Regions from separate parts of the Homo sapiens genome. Here region 2 is linked to region 1. The links are chromatin contacts, found by Hi-C or POLR2A ChIA-PET in ENCODE. All regions are on one chromosome and are shown on one strand. Each heading gives the region's core, a stretch centred on a gene start or an enhancer-like site at or near the end of the contact. The rest is flanking DNA. Distances are from core to core; before and after follow the strand shown.

The links. Hi-C counts contacts between places; a loop is a spot of excess contacts on that map. ChIA-PET counts read pairs that join two places held with the same protein, here RNA polymerase II (POLR2A). Pooled maps may share reads with other maps.
Region 2: a loop to region 1 is called in a map of natural killer cell, with 2.5 times the contacts of the local background. The contact joins the enhancer-like site here to the promoter of PTGDR in region 1. A Hi-C loop is called at or near these places in 1 of 168 maps with a recorded cell type or tissue (natural killer cell) and 1 of 50 pooled maps. POLR2A ChIA-PET finds 5 or more read pairs at or near these places in 2 of 52 experiments (AG04450 and activated CD4-positive, alpha-beta memory T cell).

Annotation. Positions count from the first base shown.
Region 1 is chr14:52,266,169-52,269,409 of GRCh38, forward strand. PTGDR (prostaglandin D2 receptor) reads left to right here and starts at 1,530. Exons shown (of 2, transcript NM_000953.3): 1 at 1,530-2,492. The coding sequence starts at 1,647.
Region 2 is chr14:52,324,097-52,327,337 of GRCh38, forward strand. PTGER2 (prostaglandin E receptor 2) reads left to right here. Exons shown (of 2, transcript NM_000956.4): 2 at 3,125-3,241. Among named protein-coding and RNA genes, the nearest start is that of PTGER2, 11 kb to the left of the region's middle. RefSeq lists enhancers at 1,027-1,076, 1,097-1,146, 1,287-1,436. Within about 2 kb of position 1,720, at least 3 of the 41 ENCODE cell types and tissues checked have a DNase peak (open chromatin) inside an H3K27ac peak, as active enhancers do.

The DNA.
Region 1 (3,241 bases), core at 280-2,779:
CCATTAGGTTGAACAACTAACCCAGGGTCACACAGCCAGTGGTGGAGTTCAGAACTATCTAATTCCAAGCTTAGATTCTTCTTTTCCACCCTGTGGCCTGAATTACTGGCCAGACTTTCAGTCTGGAGGCAGCCTCTCTGTCTACCCTTCAGGCTTTCACATCTAAATCCCAAGGGTCTTGCTCTTTCCCTGAGTCTGTCCATCAGAACTGGCATGAGGCCTAAAAATGAGCCGTTTCAAGCCCAGGCATCATCTACTCACTTACATAACAAAACCTTAGTCATCCCACTGAGATTCCACACTCAAAGCCAATTTCTCTCACAGGGCATCGAATGCTAGTTAAAGATATAAAATCACGCTTATCACAATTAACTCCCTTGCCTTTATGATGCAGCCAAGTCAAAGCCCAAACAGGAATAAATTTTTTCTAGTAGCCACAAATCAGAGGAGTGAGAAAGCTCTATGCCAAATCTACCATTTTCTGATTTCAAAATCCATGCTAAAAACTGCAGTTAAACATCAGCTACCAAAACACCCTTCTATCAAATAAGAATCATGGTGATTGCATGAATTGAGCACTTTCTATGTACTTGCTCTTTACGTGTTATTTCTATGCCTCAGAAGAGCCAAGCAGGCCAGATAGATGTTACTGCTTGAGAGGCTAAGCAAGTCCCATAAGGTCACACACACAGTGAGGAGCAGAACCTGGACTCAAACCCAGGCCTATCTGATGACAGCAACAGTGCTGCTAACCATGCCCTTCCCCCCAGCTCTCTACAGTCAATGTGATTCATGGCACCCAGGACCAACACCGGCTCTTGGCTTTCCCACAAACCACTTCCCTGAAATCTGGACAACTTCTTGGGAGGAGGAGTCATGGGAACAGGACAGATGAACTCCAAAATAGAAGATCGGGTGAGAGGTCCGGCTCTGCTACTTCTGTAGCTCTGTCACCACGGGCAGATCACTTAACTTTCCAAGGCCTCAGTTTCCTCGCCTATGCAATGGAGATGACCGTGAATGCCCCAAATTGCGCTGATCTAGTAGAGAAGAGGAGCTAAGGCTCAGGGGCTTTCCAGACGTGAGTTATCTTTACCTTTCCTTGACTAGCTAATTCAAGACAACTAGGTAGAAGCCCTTTCTCAGCCTCCCCTCTTCGCTCATCTTTCGAGTTCTTGGCCACCCCAGTTCAAACACCAGCACCATTGCCCTCCTCTCAGGTGGCTGCTGCTTAATTTCCCCTCCACTTTAGTAGTTCTTCTCTTGCCTCGCTAGAAGGACTGGTGTTGGGTGCTTGGAATTCTGGCTATTTTCCTCCTGCCGTTCCGACTCGGCACCAGAGTCTGTCTCTACTGAGAACGCAGCGCGTCAGGGCCGAGCTCTTCACTGGCCTGCTCCGCGCTCTTCAATGCCAGCGCCAGGCGCTCACCCTGCAGAGCGTCCCGCCTCTCAAAGAGGGGTGTGACCCGCGAGTTTAGATAGGAGGTTCCTGCCGTGGGGAACACCCCGCCGCCCTCGGAGCTTTTTCTGTGGCGCAGCTTCTCCGCCCGAGCCGCGCGCGGAGCTGCCGGGGGCTCCTTAGCACCCGGGCGCCGGGGCCCTCGCCCTTCCGCAGCCTTCACTCCAGCCCTCTGCTCCCGCACGCCATGAAGTCGCCGTTCTACCGCTGCCAGAACACCACCTCTGTGGAAAAAGGCAACTCGGCGGTGATGGGCGGGGTGCTCTTCAGCACCGGCCTCCTGGGCAACCTGCTGGCCCTGGGGCTGCTGGCGCGCTCGGGGCTGGGGTGGTGCTCGCGGCGTCCACTGCGCCCGCTGCCCTCGGTCTTCTACATGCTGGTGTGTGGCCTGACGGTCACCGACTTGCTGGGCAAGTGCCTCCTAAGCCCGGTGGTGCTGGCTGCCTACGCTCAGAACCGGAGTCTGCGGGTGCTTGCGCCCGCATTGGACAACTCGTTGTGCCAAGCCTTCGCCTTCTTCATGTCCTTCTTTGGGCTCTCCTCGACACTGCAACTCCTGGCCATGGCACTGGAGTGCTGGCTCTCCCTAGGGCACCCTTTCTTCTACCGACGGCACATCACCCTGCGCCTGGGCGCACTGGTGGCCCCGGTGGTGAGCGCCTTCTCCCTGGCTTTCTGCGCGCTACCTTTCATGGGCTTCGGGAAGTTCGTGCAGTACTGCCCCGGCACCTGGTGCTTTATCCAGATGGTCCACGAGGAGGGCTCGCTGTCGGTGCTGGGGTACTCTGTGCTCTACTCCAGCCTCATGGCGCTGCTGGTCCTCGCCACCGTGCTGTGCAACCTCGGCGCCATGCGCAACCTCTATGCGATGCACCGGCGGCTGCAGCGGCACCCGCGCTCCTGCACCAGGGACTGTGCCGAGCCGCGCGCGGACGGGAGGGAAGCGTCCCCTCAGCCCCTGGAGGAGCTGGATCACCTCCTGCTGCTGGCGCTGATGACCGTGCTCTTCACTATGTGTTCTCTGCCCGTAATTGTGAGTCCCCGGGCCCCGAGGCAGCAGGGCACTGAGACTGTCCGGCCGCGGATGCGGGGCGGGAAGGGTGGAGCGGATCGGGATGGACGCGGCGCCAGGCGAGCTGCGCCCTGGGCCAGGAAGGTTTGCTGCTGAGTTCCCCAAATTGGATTCCTTCCACAGCCCCGAGATATAACTCAGTTTGCGGAGCGAAATGAGGGAAAGTTAGAGAAAGGAAGGGAAAGGCTGAGCCCGGCGGTGTCTCCCTAGCCCAGCAAAACCCTCTCCATGTGGCAGAACTCCCTCCTCTCTGCTTCCTTCTGGGGAGATCTCGAGGTCATTTTTGCGCCTTAGGAGGAGCAGAACTTAGTTTCTCCTTGGCAACAGGAGTCTTCTACTTCCCGACGGCTGGGTGATGTTTTATTTTGTTAGACCTGCTCATGACTTCAGTGGTATCAGAAATGGGCGAATGGCGTCTGGGACGATCTTCTCCCCGGTGTTGGCATAGAAAGGGAAAAAGAGGTTTAAGCCAGCCAGAGTGATTTGCAGATGCATAGTTTTAATTTTGAAAAACGCGTGCGTAAACTTTGAGACGCCACGGCTGCTGTTTCTGGTGCTGCATCCGCCAGGGATTGTGGCGATGGAGGCCGAGGCTCTTTGTATGTTTTAGCTGCTGGTGTCGTTTTGACAACCTGACTTGACGGGTTTTGAGTGTATCTTGGCAAGTGAGGTGACATGAAAGCCATTATCTCCGGTTTCAATTTGGTAAT
Region 2 (3,241 bases), core at 470-2,969, 58 kb after region 1:
GAGATGGTAGTGATGGTTGCTGTTCTTTGTTCTTTTACGTGGATGCAGTCAAGTGCATCCACAAGAAGAGACACAGGAGATGTTCAGGAAAACACAGACATGGTGGACCACTCAGGGCCACATGAAAAAGCATCGGTTTCAGTCAGGAGGCAGAGAGGCAGGAGGGTGGGGAGGACCTGGGCCAAGCCTTTATTGGAGTTTCCACAAGAAAGGCAGAGCAGGGTAAACAGTTTAGGATTGGTTAGGTTGAATAATTTCAGCAGGCTCTAAGCTATAGGGGTGGTCCCTAGTTGCCTGGTACCTGGCATTGGAATGATAAAAGCAGAGGAATAAATATTTCCTTGATAGAAGAGTTCTGGCCCTGGATAGGTTAGTCTGTATATCAAAGACATGCTCCCAGCCTAACTCTTTGCTATCTCTACAAATTAGCTAGCCCCGGAGGGGCATTCTCTCCCAGCCAAGAAGAATTTAAGATGTCAAAGCATAATATGCAGAAAAGTGAAAATATAAACAATATGATTGCCCCACAATGTAAATGTATTTAATGTATAGCTGAAAATGGCAAAATGGTAAATTTTATGTTATATTTATTTTACCACAATTTTTTAAAATCCCAGTATCCATAAGATCAAAAATATAGTAATCTAGGCAAAAGACAAGAACCAAAAGAAAAAAATGGGGAGGTAGAAGACAAAACTTACATCAAGAATTTCGAGGGTCACTGAAGTATGTCTCTTCTCCAAGTATAAAAGAAGGAACTGGCTGGGCGCAGTGGCTCACACCTGTAATCCCAGCACTTCGGGAGGCCAAGGCAGGCAGATCACTTGAGGTCAGGAGTTCAAGACCAGCCTGTCCAACATGGTGAAACCCCATCTCTACTAAAAATACAAAAATTAGCCAGGCGTGGTGGCGGGTGCCTGTAATCCCAGCTACTCAGGAGGCTGCAGCAGGAGAATCACTTGAACGCAGGAGGCAGAGGTTGCAGTGAGTGGAGATCACGCCACTGCACTCTATCCTGGGCGACAGAGTGAGACTCCATCTCAAAAAAAAAGCCGTCTTCTACAAAATATTGGTCACCTCCAAAGTGCAAATTTTAAGCAATTCTCAAAATTACCCAGCATAGTAGATGATAAAGGAAAGGAAACAGTACAGAATTGCTTCATCCTCTACAACCAATTTTCACTTCTCATTATTCTGTCACGCTCTAAAGACATTCAGGAACTCTGATGTGGGTTATTCTCCCCTGAAAACCTGACTCATCTTAATGTGTGAAGCTGCAACACCAGAGGCTATGCCTTTTCTGCACTTCTTGGCTGGCCAATTCAGTGTGAATATGTTCTCTGGTTAAACTAGATCATCAACTCAGCTGCAGGCCCTTTCTACAGGAGTGCTCAGTTATGCATCATGTGCACACGTGTGTGTGCATATGTAATCACTAATATGTGTTTTAATCTGTAGACCTATGTGCATCATTATCCTGAATTTCTTACCTCCAAATCACTCTTTTAACACACCAGCCTGTGTAGTTTTCATCCAAAATAGTTTAACTGACAAGAAAGCTATTGCTCCATTGCACCTCCTCACCTAGCTTTCCTCTACTCTCTGGGAAACCCACCATCAATTCTTCTTTTTCCTTACTCATCTGCCAAATCTTTTCTCCATTCCCTATGCCAAGATTCTCCGGCATAAACACCTATGGCTGCCAAACCTTCCTGCTCTTGTCCCAACATAAGCAAACTGAAGATGACTACCCTTTGCGCTCTCTGCAATTTGCTTTGTATATCCAGTTGCCAGATGCCTGCAGAGTAAGTACTCAGAGAAGGGAAACAAGCTGCTCCTTCTTCTGCAGAAGGCGAGTGAAGAAAAGAGGGGCTAGGTGTCTAAAGCCATTGGTAAGAAAGACCCTGGAGCCTTATAAAGCACTGGTTTTAAATGACTAGGTGTGATCTACCTTTGTTTTCCTCTTTTCTGTGAATTTTGTAGAAGTGTGATCTTTATCAAGATGCATTATTCCATTCCTTCCAACCTGCCCAAACATTTATGTTGCTCCCTAAATAACTAAGAAATCGTTTGAGGGCTGGTAGAGCAGTTTGGTCCATATGTAAAGATGTGTCAGCTTTCCAGTGTTCAGGACATTGTTCTGAGGCCTTTGCTCTAATACAGGCCTGCACGTAGCACACAGTGAGCACTGCACTGGCATCAGGAGAGTTGGAATTTGCATCCTGATTTGGCCACTAACCAGCTCTGGGTACTTGAGCAAATTATCTAATTTTCTATACCCCAGTGTCTGCATTTGTAAAATGGATATAATAACAATGAACACTGTGGAGCACTTAGGATGTGAGCACTGATCTAAGTAGCTTACACATATCACTTCCTATCATCCTTTCAGCAACTCTATGAAGTGGGTATGTTATTATTATCACCCATTTTAAAGATGTCAAAACTGAGGCACAAAGGTTCATTATTAATATCTTGCCATTGATCTCAAACTATATACAGAGGTAGGATTCAAACCCAGTCCAATGGCCAGAACTCATACTCCCACTCAGGGTGTTCCATTGCAGACCCTGTCTCGCTGAATTGTGATCATTAGATTTAGTATTTGGAAGTAAATGTAACATGTTATTAGTTTTCCTGAAGTTCACTTCCCTATCTGTTAAAAAGAGACAATCTCTAAGTTTCAGAGTTTCTATAAGGAGTAGAGATAAAGCGGGGTTAGTACCCAGAACAATTCATGACACATATATTAGGTTATTGATACACTGGAGCTACTAATATTATCATTATTATTTATATTGTTAAAAGATTCTATTCTAGATGACAAGAAAAGTTTATTTCTCTCCACTCCCAATGACACCAAGACATTGTGCATGGTGTTAATGTTAATTGCATTCCACAGAAAACATGCTTTCATTGAGTTCAAGGGGAAAAAATACATTCATTATGTTACAGTTTACATAAGGAAGAAAGGTAAGATTCCCAACCCCCACCTTTCGTTCCCCACCACTACCACAGACAAAACATGGTTTTGCTTTTAAATCTCAAGACATAACATAGGGTCTAAGCCTGTCTACTGCTACGATGTAAAACTAACATCATTTTTCCCCTTTGCTTCTTACAGATTTTTGCATATATGAATGAAACCTCTTCCCGAAAGGAAAAATGGGACCTCCAAGCTCTTAGGTTTTTATCAATTAATTCAATAATTGACCCTTGGGTCTTTGCCATCCTTAGGCCT